2 separate regions of the Mus musculus genome follow, and region 2 is linked to region 1. The links are chromatin loops, found by intact Hi-C in ENCODE. Cell type or tissue: left cerebral cortex. All regions are shown on one strand.

Region 1 (8,000 bases):
TCCAAACTCTTTTTGGTGTTTTCTGGCTTCCTTCTTACCTTCCTTTTCAAATTCATTTTTTTTTTCTTCAAATAAACAATCCATTTGAAGGGGGATAATTGTCATACTTCCTCAATTTTTATTTGACCAAAATAATAATAACCCTCAATTTGTTTAATGTAGAGGTACTCTTGTCTCTCAGGAGTCTTTGGCAATGTCAGAATTGAGGAATGAATGTCCCTAGTTTATAGGACAACTGGTCTACCAGGTTGTGCTTGTTCATTTGGCATTTGACAGAATTTCTGTAACAACCATTTTTATAGCAAGCTTCTCTTTTTTATAACGCATTCCATCAAGTAATTCATTAAAGATTTTGGAAAGAGGGACCAACATTTTTTAAAAGGAGGGTGAGGTGAGGAAGGGAGGATTATAAAAATAAACCCAGACCCTTCAACCATTCAGTTACACTAATGTCCCTCATATTATTGTGGCACAGTTACTTATAAATAAAAGGCAGAGTGTGTTTGGTAGGTGTACTCTCTGTTCTTTATCTTGTTTTTCTGCTCTGAAGTATGGTGCTGTCTTGACGTAGGGATGGAACTGCTATGAATATTGATGGCATGGCAGCCAAAGCTTTTTTCCTGTCTGGCCTAGTAAATAAAGCTGAGAGGATGAAAGAGAAGAGGAATTTTCAAGACAGTGTGCTGTTTTTAGATTATCTTGTTCCCTTAGAACTAGGAGTCTTGAAAACATATTGATGATGTACATTTGGTGGTAGGGGCAGCTCTGAGTAAAGTAGGTGGATATTTCAGAAATGTGGGCCTCTGGTTTAAAGTCACAGAATAATAATTCCTCCTCCTCCTCCTCCTCCTTGTCCTTTGAGTTTTTTAGAGTTTGTGCTCCTTCTTGGATCTCTACACACCTTCCAGTGAATCATCAAACCCTGACTCTCACTGTATTAATTGTATTGTGAATTGGGTGCTGGGTGGTGTGTCCTCATGTTCCTATGAGGACATCCACTCAAAGATACAGCAGGAGGAGGATAAAGAACCTGGGTTGTAAACACAGCAGCAGCCCCGTGGGTCTGCATATGACCTGTCAGGTCATGGTGCATAGGCTGCCTTGGGAGCACCTTCAAGGCGGCTTAGCCCAGAGGATCTGACTGTGTGAGGGGAATGGGGGCAGGGGTGGGAAGGATGACCAGATGGTGGAGGGAGGGGTACACAGGATGAGCCAGCAGAGAACTGAATCTGTTCGAAGGACCAGGAGGCAGGAATAGGTAGGGATTGGGTATGAGTTAGTGCTTTAACATCATAAGCATCCTGATTCTGGTTAACTCAAAAGAAATTCTTAGACTGTTGTGATGCTCTTCCAAGGATTCACAGAGCACTGGATGGCAGGTTTAGAAATTACAGGAGCCAGGGCTGGCTAGGTGTCTTTGCAGGTAGGAATGCTTGTTGCCGAGACCAAGACCTGAATTCAATCTCCTTATCAAATACAGTGGAATGAGAGAACTGATGCCTTCCCATGGTCTCCATATGTATATGTACATACACACACACAGATGCACATGCATACACACACATATACACACATACACATAAACATGGATGAACATGCACACACACATGGATGCACATGCACACACATACACACACATATACACACATGCACATACACATGGATGAATATGCACACACACACACACTGAATGTTAAGGGCCCAGAATGTTCTAGGGTTAAGGTCGGCAAAACTGATCTGGCTTTTCTATAACCAGGGGGGAGTAAACAAGATGGGTGCTGTCTTGGATGCACAGGCTGCAGTTGGTTATTACCCTGGTGGCCCAGAGGGACGATGCTGGTGACAAGCCATGAGAAATCTCTACCCTAGGACAGCCAGAGACAGGAGCCAGCTGTCTAGCCGCAGAGGCCTGCATCCTAGTTGTAGTGAAGACAACACTTCCATTGAAATGCAGAAGAGGCTGTAGCTACTGCAAGCCAATGTGTGCGTAGACATGTTACATTTTTAGGAAGGCAGGCCTGTTGGAGTCATCCTGCAATGAATATTTTAAAAGAGGATTTCCAAAATAAGAAGTTCCTATCCAGAAGCATTTCCTTTTAACAGCGTACATTTCCATTTATAAATCCACATCTACAATAGTGGTCACACAGTGTCTGCCTTCTTTTGTGTGACCATGGGGAAAAGAAAGGACCCAGGAGCTGTGGCCAAGACCCTTGGCTTCAGCACAAGTAGGGGAGTGCTCTTATGCTAACTCTGGATTTTAGAGGTTCTCTCTGTATGTGTTTAAAACTCCTGTGAACCCTTCCAGGCCATTCTTTGCAAGGATGGGACTGGAGTTGGGAAGTTTTTAAATGCTGGTTCCTTCTGGGGTACCTGGCATATGGAGGAAAAGCTCACTGTTTCCTGAGCCATAGTTACTATAGCCTTCTGTAGTAGCCATGTTAGTAAGTGAAGTCCATTAGTCTACCCTAAGGATGATAGTAGCTGAGGACTCTAGAGCCCACAGAGAAAAGTTCTCATTCTTGAGATTTTGTTTTGTTTTGTTAAGTAAATTAAAGCCAGAGAATGCTGGTTGGATACTCATGGCCCTGTCCATTGAGTTTCTATCAAATTTATAGAAAGAGCCTATGTGTTTAGACCTGTTGACTGGGGCATCCTTGCTTGGGGGGTAATGTGGGTTGGAGTTGGAGAGGTTCTAGCCATCAGGCAATGCTGCAGATGGATGTGGCAATCAGATGGGAGCAGACATGGGAACTGAGATAAAGGCGGAGCTGTATCTCCAGGAGGCTGGTTAGGAGGGAGTCCATCACTGGTGCCAGCCAGGAAGAGGAGACAGGCCAGTATTAGGCATCTGAGATCCCTGCCCTCTTCTCTGTGCTGAGGGCAGTCAGATCAGAATAAGATGTCAGAGGAAAACCCAAGAAAAAAAAATAAGGGTAAAGTCCATTATGCATCTGTTCTCCCAGACGGTGTGTTCTGTGCAGAAACCACTGTCAGAATGCTTGTTTCATCCTGGTGCTTTTCTGGGCCTGATCTGGCAATCTTGGAGAAAACATGCTGTGTTGTGCAAATGTGTGCAAATAGAAAACATGCCCATGATGTCCCAGGCAGGCTCACTGCTCATGCATCAGGGCAGGTGGCAAAATGCAGTAATGCAGCCTGGAATGACAGTACTTAACACTTAGCTGCTTATGAGAAATTCAGCATCAAAATTGAAATGTTTTCCTGGTCCACATGCAGGGTAGTGATTCTAGTTCTCATGATAACATTGTCTGTTATCATGTCTGTGCGTGGTGGGGGGGGGGTGCTTCTGTCTCTGAGCTATTGATTCTGATCATTGATTCTTTCTTTCTCCACCCTTGGTGTGTTCCTTTCTCTTTACAGGAAAAAGTAGAATATGCCTTCCTGATTATTTTTACAGTGGAGACATTTCTGAAGATTATAGCGTATGGACTGTTGCTGCATCCTAATGCTTACGTTAGGAATGGATGGAATTTACTGGATTTTGTTATAGTAATTGTAGGGTAAGTCCTTGGTTTGGGAAAAACGTTTATCTGGGAATGGAGGTGAGGGCTGGATGGTAAAGGGAACACAAGCCTTCTTGGGGGAGGTGGTTATTCTTATGCCCGTGATGGCATCAGGATCTAGCAGGGGTTCTTTTAATGCTGACAGGGCTGCTGTCAATCCCTGGGCAGAGGCCTGGGTGAAGAGCTCTCATGATTGGTGTGCTTGGGGAAGTCAGTGACAGGCTGTTAGAGGAAGTCTCAGCCGCTAATGAGAGATGATTCACCTCACAGGGCCTCAAGTCTCCACAAATAGACCTGCCTGGCTGGTGGGTGGAGTCAGGTGAATGCAGCTCCTAAAAGCTAGCACCCTGCTAGTTAAAACCATGTGTATCATACGAGAGAGCCTTTCTTGCTGTGCGGTGCGCTGCTGTTTAACATCCCTTGAGCAGAGCTATTATGTTTTTATGCTGAGTTGTGGGAGAAACCTTGGCATGCCACTTTCCCATTTTAAATAACAAAACAAGCGTCTGAATAATGTCACATATCTGGCATAAAATAAAATAAACTGGAAAATGCAGAGAAGCAGGTGTTCTTTTAATACCCTCTTGTGAGAGGAAGACGCTGGTAGATTTAGTTAAAGGAGTATGTTACAATGAAAAATAGAGGTCTGTGTTGCCCCATTCCTTCCACACCCTGAGTTGTTGCCAGCAGAGGAAACACAAATCAGGTCTTTGGAGCAAACATCCACCAAGGGAGACAAGATGTAGCCCTGTTTTGGGACTCCTTACCTGGGCTGTTCTGTAAGTTACCCCTAAAATTAGGAATACTCTCTTATTTCCATCAAGAGAGCTCTTAAAAGATGTATTTGTTTTTACTTTATGTATGTGATTATTTCACCTGCACATATGTCTGGGTACTTCATGCATGTCTAGCCTCCATGGGATCCAGCAGAGGGTGTCAGATCCCTCAAACTGGAATACCATGATTTTGAGTCACTGTGAGGGTGCAGGGAATCAAACCCAAGTCCTCTGTCAGAGTAGCAGGTGCTCTTCACTGCTGAGTCCTCTCTCCAGTTTGGAGAGAGCTTTTAAAACCATCTCTCTGCCTTCCTCTTTGTGGCTTTATTCAGTTGCTGTTTGCAGGTAACTTGCAGCTTGGTTATCTTCTGGATTATCTGTATCCTGATTGCACTGGTTTTTCATTGGAGATGACTTTTTCTGTCTGTTTGGAGAGTAGCTTACGTTTGGTGGGGTGTCCTTTTACCCCGGGGAATGAAAATAAGGAAGGCCCAAAGTGGTGGCCCACTGGATGGTTATACTTACCAGGAAGAAAGCTAGCTTTTATAAAACCTCCCATTGTACATTGGCACCTATGTGTGTATTGCAGAAATAATGTATCCAAAATGAATAGGTGGCAGATAGGCGTTAAGGCAGAAGCCTCCTCTTGTTTGGAACACCTGTCACGGGCTGGCAAACTGGAGCCGCAGATGTCTCTTTGTTCTGGGAGAGTCTTGTGCTTTCCTGCCACTGGACTTTTATTAGACTAGAGAATGGAGATACATAGCTTCACTTCTTATGTCCCCATGTCACCTTAGCTTTTTCTCTGCTGGAACATTTTGCCCAACTAGAACAGCACAGGAAGAGGGAACAGAGCCAATATGGCAGTCTTACCAAGTTTAAGAGATAAAACTCCAGGAGACCTGAGTAACACAAAATGGGAAGGGAGAGAACTAGTTGAGAACTGGAGAGAGGAGAGCCCTGCACCTGGGCCTTGAGGTCCACAGGAGTCTCAGCTGAAACTGAGCTGTAGTCCACGAGGCCAAGCAAAGAAGTGTTAGGGGAAAGAGAAAGACAGGGTGCAGGAACTATAAGATAAATAATAACCAGTTTCCTAAGACTAAGGGGTGTTTGTGATCCAAATACCCAGAGTAAATCACTGTATTGAACATTGTGGACTGTTAATAAACTGAAGGGCTTTTTGTAGTAGAGTCAGCCTAGATCTAGACTATGGCTTGGGAAACCATGAGCAGGGGATCAAATCCTAGCTCATCTGGCCTGCCACTGATTTTTATAAATAAAGTTTTATTGTAACATAGCTGCACTCATTTGTTGTCATCATTGAATGGAGAAGTCCACTGTCTTGGCCCTTTATTGAAAAACTGTGCTATCCCTTCTGTAGAATAAAGACTCTTTGAAAACAGTGTTTTGAGAATGAGCCTGAAGGAGAGAGAACTGATAAACAAGTAACTTAATTACATGTAAAAATGAACAAACAAACAAAAACCAAAAAACCCCTAAACTTTTCAAAGGAAAAATAAAATCTAAATACTTAGATGATCATTCTAAGTACCTCACCTGCACTGAGGTAATACTAGATATAAGAGGGAGTGTGACCCCTAAAAGGAGGAAATTCTATGACTAGAAATAGACCCAGAAGTTACAGAGACAATGCAAGGAACTTCACAGGCATCTAAAAACAGCAATTACGAATTTGTTCGTGGATGTAAGGGAACATAAGACTATAGTGGAGAAAGATGGAACAATAAAAAAGGGACACATGAGACTTGAAGGACTGGAAGGTGTGTCTGAAACGAAAACATTCCTTAGATTTGCTCACTAGTACATCAGGCAGTGCTAAAGAGAAACACATCAGGGGATGTGAAGATGTGGCAGTAAATAAATAATTAAGGAAATGAATACCACCTCACGGACTTGTGAATTACCAAATGTTCTAAAGTGTGCATTTGGAATATTAGGAAAGAAAGACTGGAGAGATGGCTCAGCAGTTAAGAGCACTATCTGCTCTTGCAGAGAACCTGGGTTTGGTTCCCAGAACCCATGAGGTAGCTCACAACCATCTATAATTCCAAGATCCAGGGGATTCATGCTCTTCTGGTGTCTGTGGATACCTACACACACATGGTGCACATAAAACACATACAAGTGTGTACATATACACACCCAAATATACCAGTAAATCTTGTTTTGAAAGGAGGAGAGAGAAAAAGAAAGCCCCTGAGGAAATGGTTCTAAATGTTCCAAATAGGATGGAAAATGAACTCAGAAGTTCACGATGCCTGGCAAAGCTTGATCAGAAACCACAGAGAAAGGCCTATCACAACCACAGTCAAAAGTGCTTAAAAACAAAACAAACAAACAAACAAACAAAAACAAAACTCATGTCAGGCCTTTCAAGAGCTGTACAAGCCAGAAGACAATAGACACACCCTCAGAGGCCTGGGGAAATGTCAGCTTAGAGTCTCAACCAGTGAAATTCCTTCCAAACCCAAGTCAAGATGGAAACTGTTATAGACAAAGCAAAGTGGAGGCTTTATGACTGACAGACTTCTTGCACCTCTAAAAATGCTTAAAGACAGCTTTTCAGGTTGAAATAAAAATGACACCAGATAGAAATGAAGAGCCACCCAAAAGAAATGAGGTATTCCAGACTGGATGGATTTAACGATATTTATTTTCATTTTAAAATCTCTTTTAAGGTAATTATCTTTAAAAAACAATAAAATAACATCAATAACATTGTGACATGTCTACCTTACAGTAGCACAGAGGACAGAGAGAGCATTGTAAGGCTGTCGTACAATGTACATACAGAACCTAGAATGTTAAGATGCTGTATGAAGGTAGGTCATGCACAAGTAAAAGTACAGATTATAAACCCTGGCACCCAGACTTGCAAACTACCCACTCTCCACTCCAGAGCCTAGAGATGGCTCTACAGGAAGCCATTTCTCCACACTAGCAAAGTATTTTGACACCTATTTTGGCAACTAAAGTTGTATTGAAACCCAGCTATACTTGTATGTGTAGCTGTTTGATCTACTTGACATTTAATGACCAAGTTGATTTGTTAGCCCAGAGGTCCAGCAGTCTGCAAATCCGAAACCACTTCCTCTCTCCCTTCACAGAAGGCTGCTGTTGACACTTTTCCTACTGAGCAACTGGGAACAAGGAACTTTAGTTGTTGATATCAAGACAACAAAGGAGAGAGACACAACAAGAACAAAAATCAAGTTAGGAAAAAGTAAAGAAAAAACAAAGTAAACAGAAAACAAATAACAAGATAGAATGTTTAACTCAGCAGAGCCCTAATTAATCCATGAGTTTATCAGATTATCAGATGTAAAAAAACAAAACAAAAAAACAAAAACAAAAAAACCTTTCCAGTGTCTCTTTAACCTTCTCTAATGCAAAAGCAAGTAATTTGTGAATCAAAGCACAGAAAAGGCAGCTAGAGGGGCCATATCAATAACCAACAAAGTAGACGTTAGAAAAAAGGAGCTACCCAGCATGCAAAGTGAGAGATTTCAAAACCATAAAGGGTATTTTCCAAGAAGATATAAGAATCCTTGTTGTTCAAATGTCTGATAACAGAGCTTCAAAGTGCTTGAATGAAACACTCTCAGAACTGAAGGAGGAGTGGAAGGCCATCTTTATAGCTGTGTACCCCAGTTCTCAGTGCTGGAGTATGGCTAGC
Region 2 (8,000 bases), 88 kb before region 1:
GTCATGAGCAGAGCTCTTGTCAACATGCAGGTTTCTCTGGAAATGTTCATTTTTCATTTCTCTTGGGTCTACCCTTAAGGACTGGGATCCCTAGATCATATACTTGGTGTGTTTAAACACCATAAGACACTGTTGCCAGAAGCCGTGAGGCCACCTGACATTTCTATTGGAAATGTGTAAGAGTTTCAGTGGCTTTGAACCCTTTCCAGCACTTACGAGTGTCCACATTTTTTATCTAAACCTTTTCTAATTAGTGTGTGGTAACTTAGTGGATGCCGGGGAGCATCATCCCTGACTGAGTCCCAATGGCTTGCCCTCCTCAGTGCAGGTCTCCTCATTTCCAACACTGGTCACGTTGCTTTCTTACTGCAGGACTGGGCAAGCCCCTGTGTGCCCTCCATCCAGTGTTTGCAACAGATATGTGATTGGCAAGCATTGTCTGAAGTTCATCTTTTTATTCAGTGTTCTTGCAGGGCGAACATTTTCAGTTTTTTTTTTTTAAATTGGACATGCTTTTTGTGTCATATTCAATGATTTCACCAATTACAGGCTATAAAGATTTCCTGTAGTGTGTTCATCTTGGAAGCTTTATAGTTTTATCATAAAGGTTTCAGACCGATTTTGAGTGATTTTTTTTTTTTCTAGGCTGCATGAGGCTCTTGTAGGTTTCCTGTTGTTGTAAGTTTCTGATGGTTTCATGGCTATCTTTCCCAGGTGACTTTGAGTATTTGTTAAAAATCATTTGGCCATTGTGACTCATTCTGTCCCCTGATCTGTGTCTAGCCATCCCTCAGAAAACACTGCTTGCTTTCTGTAGCTTTGTTACACGTCTTACAATTGAATGCCATGAGTTCCAATTTCATTCAAAGTTGTTTTACCTCCTGTAGGAGGGAATTCCTCTTTCTTTTCACATAAATTTTAAGTTGTTGCTTTCTAAACCAAACCTAAATTAATGATAAATAAATACATACCTGATGTGACTTTGACTGCTTTTAGTCTATAGATCAGTTTGGGTGGAATTGGTACCTCAAGTGTCGTTTTTCCAGTTCATGAATATAGTATGCTTCTTTGAGTTATTTGCATGTATTATTATTACTTCATTTAAAGCAGGCTTATTGTTCTGGGTCACTGGAGACACAGTCAGTCTTTCCCCATTATATTTGATGTAGCTGGAAGCATTGTGTGGCCTTCTTTAGACTGAGGTTCCCCCAGTTCCTCTTGTTGCTAAGGTTACTGAATGGTTTTGCTGTGAGAAGTCCTGGATTTAATCAAATGACTTTTCTACCGCTATGGAGAGGTCACATGCTCTCTGTGCTTTATATCGTCTGCAGGGTATACTGCATGGTTTCCTCTTTGACTATAATCTCACCTTTTGGAGATATGTCTTACTTGATCATGGACAAAACTTGTGTATGTTTATATAAAGGATTCAGTGTCCTAGTACTTAGTGGATGATCATTTAAGATTTTTTTTTAAATCATTCATTTAATGTGTATGAGTGTTTCGCCTGCATGTGCACCGTGTATGTGCCTAGTGCCTATGGAGGTCAGAGAGCGTGGAACTGGAGTTGTGGATGGTTGTGAGCTGTTGTGTGGGTGCTGGGAACCGACCTGAGTCTTTGAGAAGGTTAGCAAGTGCTCTTACGTGCTGAGCCATCTCTCCAGTAGTTTGATGATATTTCTAATGCCTATATTCATAAATGATGTTAGTCTTTTTTTTTTTTTAGATATCTTTGGTGTTTTTATGTATTCCCTCTACTTCTGTCTTGTACTTATGAGGGATTGATATGAATTCTTTAAACAGTTGGAAGACTTTTCCAGGTAAGCAGTTTGGGCTTAGACTTTTCCCTGTAGGAAGTTTTAAAATTAATAATCAGTATTGCTATTTATTGCAGGCCTATTCTGACTTTCTATGTCCTGGATCTTCTTTTTGCCAGTATTTTCTCCTAAGAACTTGTCCATTCTATCTAGCATATGTTTGTTGGTAGAATGATTTCTACAGTTTTGTTCCATTTCTGCCTCAGTTTAGAAGGCTGTTTGTCGCTGACACAGACTTCTGGATTGTCAGTTACCTTCTTTAGCACTGCATTCTGCCGTGTGATCCCATGGCTCCTTCTGGGAAATCCATAATTATCAGAAACCATTATTCCTGATATATATTGCTTTCTTCTAGACTTTTCAATTGTCTCTAGTTTTTAGCAGCTCGATTATGATCTGTCTGGTGGTGGACTCTGCATTTCTTGGAACTGTAAATTTATCTTTCTCGCCAAATATGAGAACTTACAGTCTTTTATTTTTTTAAGTATTTTCCCTTCTTCTGAGATGCTGGAGCTGTGAATGTTAGACATGCTAGCATTCCCCACAGGTCTCGGAGGCTCTCTCTGCTCTTACACTGCTTTTCTCAGGTTTCTTTGGATAAGCTACTCCTCTACGTCAGGCTCACTCACTGTTTCTTCTGTCACCTCCATCGTGACATGGCATCCATCTGGTGACATTTGAAAAGTTTTGTCTTTATGTTTTTTTTTTTTTTTTGATCAGCTCTAGGATTTCTTTGTGTGTGAGGGGAGGATAAACTTACTATCCTTCTATCTGTACAAGACTATTCTGCCTTCCTAGAGATGCTCCCAGTAGTTCCTCTAAGTTCTTTGATTATTCTGATACCCATGTCATGAGGGTTGATTGCCCTTCCATTGCAAGCTGTCTTGCCTCAGTAAATTTGGGTTCTATTATGGGCATTCTTAAACATAGGTTGAACATATCTAATCTGAGAATCTGAAATCCAAAAATGCTCCAAAATGCAAAAATCTGAAAACGGACATAATAAGATATCATGGTAGAAAATCTCACATCTGTAGAGATGCACAGAACATACATATGATCATACATACGATCCCTTTAAATGCAAGGTCCAAAGGAAATGAAAACAAATGTTGTGCCTTAACTTGGATCTCATTCCAAAAGTACCGAGTTAAGTACATGGAGGTATTTACCCTCTGAAACATCCTGAGCGACCACTTCTGGTCCCAAGCCTAGCAATAAGGGACGCCACCGCTGTCTTCCGATGCTATCTATGGTTTGTCCATGTCTTATGCCGACAGGTAATTGAGCTCTTTGACTTTTCTTCTGTGGGCCGTCTCTGCTCAGTCTTATGATGCCTTTTGTGTCTGTTCTCCAGGCTGAAAGCTGGGAAGTGAGCTGTCCCAGAGTGGGAAATCTCAAGGCCACTGGCGCTGCTGTTTAGGGTCAGATCCCGAGCAGACAGTTGAGTGGGAACGATGGTACTTGGTTGTATAACCCTCCTGAGTTCCTCTCTGCAGGCGCTCTGATAATTTCCTATTTCCTCAAGCCCTTTCCCACCAACCTTTAGATAGAAAGTCAGAGCATGTAATTCTCTACTGGGATGGATTATTTTCTTTGTCTGTGTCCAGGATCAGGCAGTAAATAGCTAGGAAAAAAAAAAAAAAAAAAGCAATGGGATTTCACCCTGTGCCTTGGAGATGGTAGCTCTCCTTGGGAGATGCATTCTCTTGGAGTTTGGTGTCCACCCAGCTGATTGGCCCTGCTCTTTGGCCCTGCAGGTCCTGACTGGGTCTGGGTGGGAATGATCAAAAAAATCAAGGCTCTTGTGAGACCCCTGACTGTGGAGGTTTTTGGTTTTGTTTTGCTCCTTGGTCTAGGAAGCAAGGAGCTTTTCTTTTCTTTCTCTCTCTCTCTCTCTCTCTCTCTCTCTCTCTCTCTCTCTCTCTCTGTCTCTCTCTCTGTCTCTCTCTCTGTCTCTCTCTCTCTCTCTTTAATTTTGTCTATACACACTGCATGTTTTCGAGTGCCAGGCTGCCTTTGAATCTGCACTGGGTGATACCCGGAGACCAGGGTGAAAGAGGAGAATTGGGCACTATTCTGAAGGTATTCTGAGTTTGTTTCCATTCCCCAGTCTCCGTGTTCCCATTTACATTTCACAGTCCTTAGATGCCCTCTGTTTTCTGCCCAGCGTTTCATTGGCATGGACTGGGCCAAGGGTGGGGGTTCTTATCCGCTCTTGCCTGCAGCTGCAGCCCTCACATTAGAGTTAACACTGTTGTCTGTAACATAAACCCTGTGTGGGTGGGGATGGCTCACTAAGCTTGTTTCTGTGGATTTCTAGGATGCATTTCTAACGTGCACCACGACATGGTCAAATGCTGCTTGAGTTGAGATAAGCTTCCCTCCGATTTAACTCGGAGGATGGCACTCTGGAAAGGGCCAAAGAGCGACCGAGTTAGCCTGCGTGTGAGGCTGTTGGGGGTGAGAAGCAGCCATATGCATCGATAACTGGCAGGATGGTTGTGTCCCAGTCAGACCTGGTGACTGGTGCTGAAGCGTTGTTTTCGTAAACCTTACATATGCTTCCTTCTTCTCAGAGCCCTGCCTCCTCCTTCATGTCTTTTGCTAAGCTATCCCTCTCAACACCACCACATGGGAACCAGACCTTGGTGTATGTTGTGGTGGGACGAGCAGAGCACCAGGTGCGGACAGGAAGTTTTGGAAAAGGTAGCGTGCCTCGTCTTCAAGTGTTGTGAGCAGCACAGAACAGTCTGGGGCTGGGACCATCTGTGGCGGCTGTTGACTGAGAGCCGGGAGCTATAAAGGGAAATAAACATTCGACTTCCTTCTGAGCTTCAGTTTTTCACAGTATATCCCTAGATTATGCTTTGCTTATTTTAGAGTTAGCTCCTTAAACTAATGCTGCCCTCCTCCCCTCCTTCCTTCCCTTCCTCTCCCCTCTCCTCTCCTCCCTTGCCCTTCTCTCCCTTCCCCCCTTCCCTCCCTCTTTTCTCCTCCCCCTCCTCTTGTTTATTTATGTTTTTGAGACAGGATCGTGCTGTGTAGCTCAGGCTAGCCCCACACTCCCACTTTAATGGCTCGTGCTCAAAATTTGGTTTTCTTCACATTTTATGCTTTTATGTGCTTCTTCCTCTCAAGAAAGGCAGACTCCATCCGCGAGGCCACCTTAGTGCTGACATTGTGGTGTGTGCCACCAATACCCGGCTGAAGTCACTACAGTTTTGTTGGCATTTTTCTTTTCATGACATCAGTGACAAAATTAGGAAAGTGGAGGCCTTGATGAAGTACTTCGTGTTCCTGGTTTGTAATGTTTGGCTATAGTAAAGTATTTTTTTTTAACACTTATTATGAAAACATTTTTCGTTTGCTTTTGTTTATTCTACAGCTTAAAAAAAATCTCCTTTACATGCTCATCTTGATTATGTGTTTTTTTTTTTTAATTTTGTTTATATTTTGGTGTATGGATGTTCGTCTGTATGCATGAATGTATACCACATGCATGTTTGGTGCCTTTGAAGGTTGGAAGAGGGTACTGGGTCTCCTAGGATTGGAGTTAGATGTGATTGTGAACCAATTGTGGGTTCTGGGAAATGAATCTGGGTCCTCTGTAAGAACAGTGCTCTTAACCACTTAGCTGAGGTCTCCCTCCAGCCCCTTATTATTTATTTTTAAAAATTTTTGATGAGAAAAGGAAAATATAAACAGTCATTTAAGAAAGGAATGAGGCTATAGTTTGTGCCTCTCTTTAGTTTTTGTAGAAAGCAGCACTCCCATTGGGCCTCAGTGATCAGACACAGTCTACCTTTATGGTGCATAGAGTTCATCCTCCTTAAATAGTCTCGGCCATCGACCCCTTTCCTAAAGGTGGTTTAAGATGAGCATGAAGACTGGAATGGTCACAGATGCTCAGGGGTGCTTTGAGCACTTAGTGTGTGGGGTTTGTCGTTCTGGGTTCCCCTAGCCCTGCTTCACATAGATCCCATGCTGAGAAGCGGAGGGCTGGGCAAACACTGTGGCTCTCCCGTGTGAGCCCAACAGGGAGCCTCACAGTGAGCCCTGTGAGGACAGATTCACGCTTTCTCTTGTGGAGCTCTAAATGCACAAACCTTTAAACCAACTGGGAATTTGTCTTTACCCATTTGTTTCCAAAACATAACCTGAATTACCTGAGCCAAGCTAACAATGTACTGAGAGACAGTTTGTATTCTGCCCTTTTCAGGGGTGGTAAAAACTCAGAGAGAAGGCACGGAGGCTCTTGGCTTGCAATTGAACTTGGGTGCAGGCAATCTTTGAGTTGATAGTGAAGTTGATACTTCTGAAGGTAATTAACTCGAGAGACAGTTAAGTTGTGAACTCACACTGGCTATGGACTAAAGCTTTTCCCACTATGTGTCTCTCTAGTCCCACAGCAGGGGCACTAGCCAGAATGGTACACTTATGTTTGAAACATTGTAGTCTTTAAGTTTGAATTAAAGCAATGCCTTCCATTTGAGCATGTTTGTATACAAGTATCATTAGACTCTGTTCTTACTCATCTCCTTTCCTATTGGCCACCTCACTCCCTCCCATACCTTGCTGGCACTCTTCCTCTGTGTGTACAGTCCATCCTGCCTTCTGCTCTCCTGACACATAGATTTCATCACCCCATTTCCCTTTCTGTCTTCCCTGTGATGTCTTCTTCCCCTCTCCTGCCACTTTTTATTTTAATGCCCCCGCACCATAAATTTACATCTATGTTCTGCATATGAATGCTCAATATTTACCTTTTGAGTTTGAGTTCTTTTCCTTAATTTGATCTTCAGGTCTGCTGATTTCCTTACAAATGTCATAATTTAATCTTTCTTTATGTCTAAAACAATTCCATAGTGTATCACATTTCCCTTATACGTTCATCTGTTGATGGGCATCTGGGCTGGCTCTGTATCTTTGCTGTTGTGAACAGAAGAGTAATAGACATGGATATGTGTGTGTCTCTGTGGTGTGCTGACTTAGACGCCTGCAAGTATGTACGTAGGAAGGGTGTAGCTGGGTCATGGGGAGTTGAAGTTTTAGTTTTTTGAGTAAAGTCCAGATTTACTTCTGTTTTATGCTCCCACTAGCAGGAAATAAGGATCTCTTTTCTACACCTTTACCAGCACCTGTCCCGGCTAGGGTGAGGTAGATTCCCAAAGCAGTATTAATTTGCATTTCCCAGATGGCCCAAGGATGTTGAAGACTTTTCCAAATATTTATTTACCATTTATTGATTGGATAATTTCTTCTTTTAGTGTTTAGTTTTTACAGACCTTATTGTACCTTTGGTATTAATTCTCTCTCAGATGTGTAGTTGGTAAAGCAAAGACCTTTTTTTCTGTTCTGGAGGCTGTTTCTCCATTTTGGTAATTGTTTCCTTTGCTGTGCAGAAGGTTTTTAATCTCATGTAATTCCATTGCTTGGGTCTGATTATTTCCTGTGCTTTTAAAGTCCTTTTTTAAAAGAAAGTTTATGCCTATGTTTATTTATGATGCTTTGAATAAGAATGGCTCCCATAAGCTCATGTATTCTTGGTTCCCAGTTGGTGGAACTGTTTGGGAAGGATTGGGAGGTGTGGCCTTGAAGGAGATGTGTCACTGGGGAACAGGCTCTGAAGTTTTTTAAAATTTTTATATTATTTATTTAAACAATTTTTTATTAGATATTTTCTTCATTACAATTCAAATGCTATCCCAAAAGTCCCTTATACCCTTCCCCGCCCTGCTCCCCAACCCACCCACTCCTGCTTCCTGGCCCTGGCATTCCCCTGTATTGGGGGCATATAATCTTTTGTAAGACCAAGGGCCTCTCCTCCCAGTGATGGCCGATTAGGCCATCTTCTGCTACATATGCAGCTAGAGACACGAGCTCAGGGGGTACTGGTTAGTTCATATTGCTGTTCCTCCTATAGGGTTAAAGACCCCTCCAGCTCCTTGGGCACTTTTTCTAGCTCCTCCATTGGGGGCCCTGTGATCCATCCAATAGATGAATTTGAGCATCCACTTCTGTATTTGCTAGGCACTGGCATAGCCTCACAAGAGACAGCTATATCAGGGTCTTGTTGGCACATGCAATAGTGTCTGCGTTTGGTGGTTGATTATGGTATGAATCCTTGGATGGGACACAGACTCTGAGATTTTAAAAACCCACAGTTAGCTTGTTCTCGGC

What was found. Peaks named below come from ENCODE experiments on the same cell type or tissue, not always from the same donor. Only the 100,000 strongest peaks of a DNase experiment are listed, where the experiment ranks them.
Region 2: a loop joins it to region 1, with 1.9 times the contacts of the local background. A loop is called at or near these places in 3 of 42 quality-filtered maps.

Annotation. Positions count from the first base shown.
Region 1 is chr14:30,192,248-30,200,247 of GRCm38, reverse strand. Cacna1d (calcium channel, voltage-dependent, L type, alpha 1D subunit) reads left to right here. Exons shown (of 47, transcript NM_001083616.2): 4 at 3,385-3,524. Among named protein-coding and RNA genes, the nearest start is that of Gm52107, 28 kb to the left of the region's middle. In left cerebral cortex, a CTCF peak has its summit at 3,113; DNase peaks (open chromatin) are centred at 718, 1,989, 3,042 and 3,813; H3K27ac peaks cover 290 bases.
Region 2 is chr14:30,280,719-30,288,718 of GRCm38, reverse strand. All of the region lies in intron 3 of Cacna1d (calcium channel, voltage-dependent, L type, alpha 1D subunit), which reads left to right. Among named protein-coding and RNA genes, the nearest start is that of Gm52107, 61 kb to the right of the region's middle. In left cerebral cortex, no CTCF peak of the experiment used is centred here; DNase peaks (open chromatin) are centred at 2,413, 4,119 and 4,555; H3K4me3 peaks cover 482 bases; H3K27ac peaks cover 1,170 bases.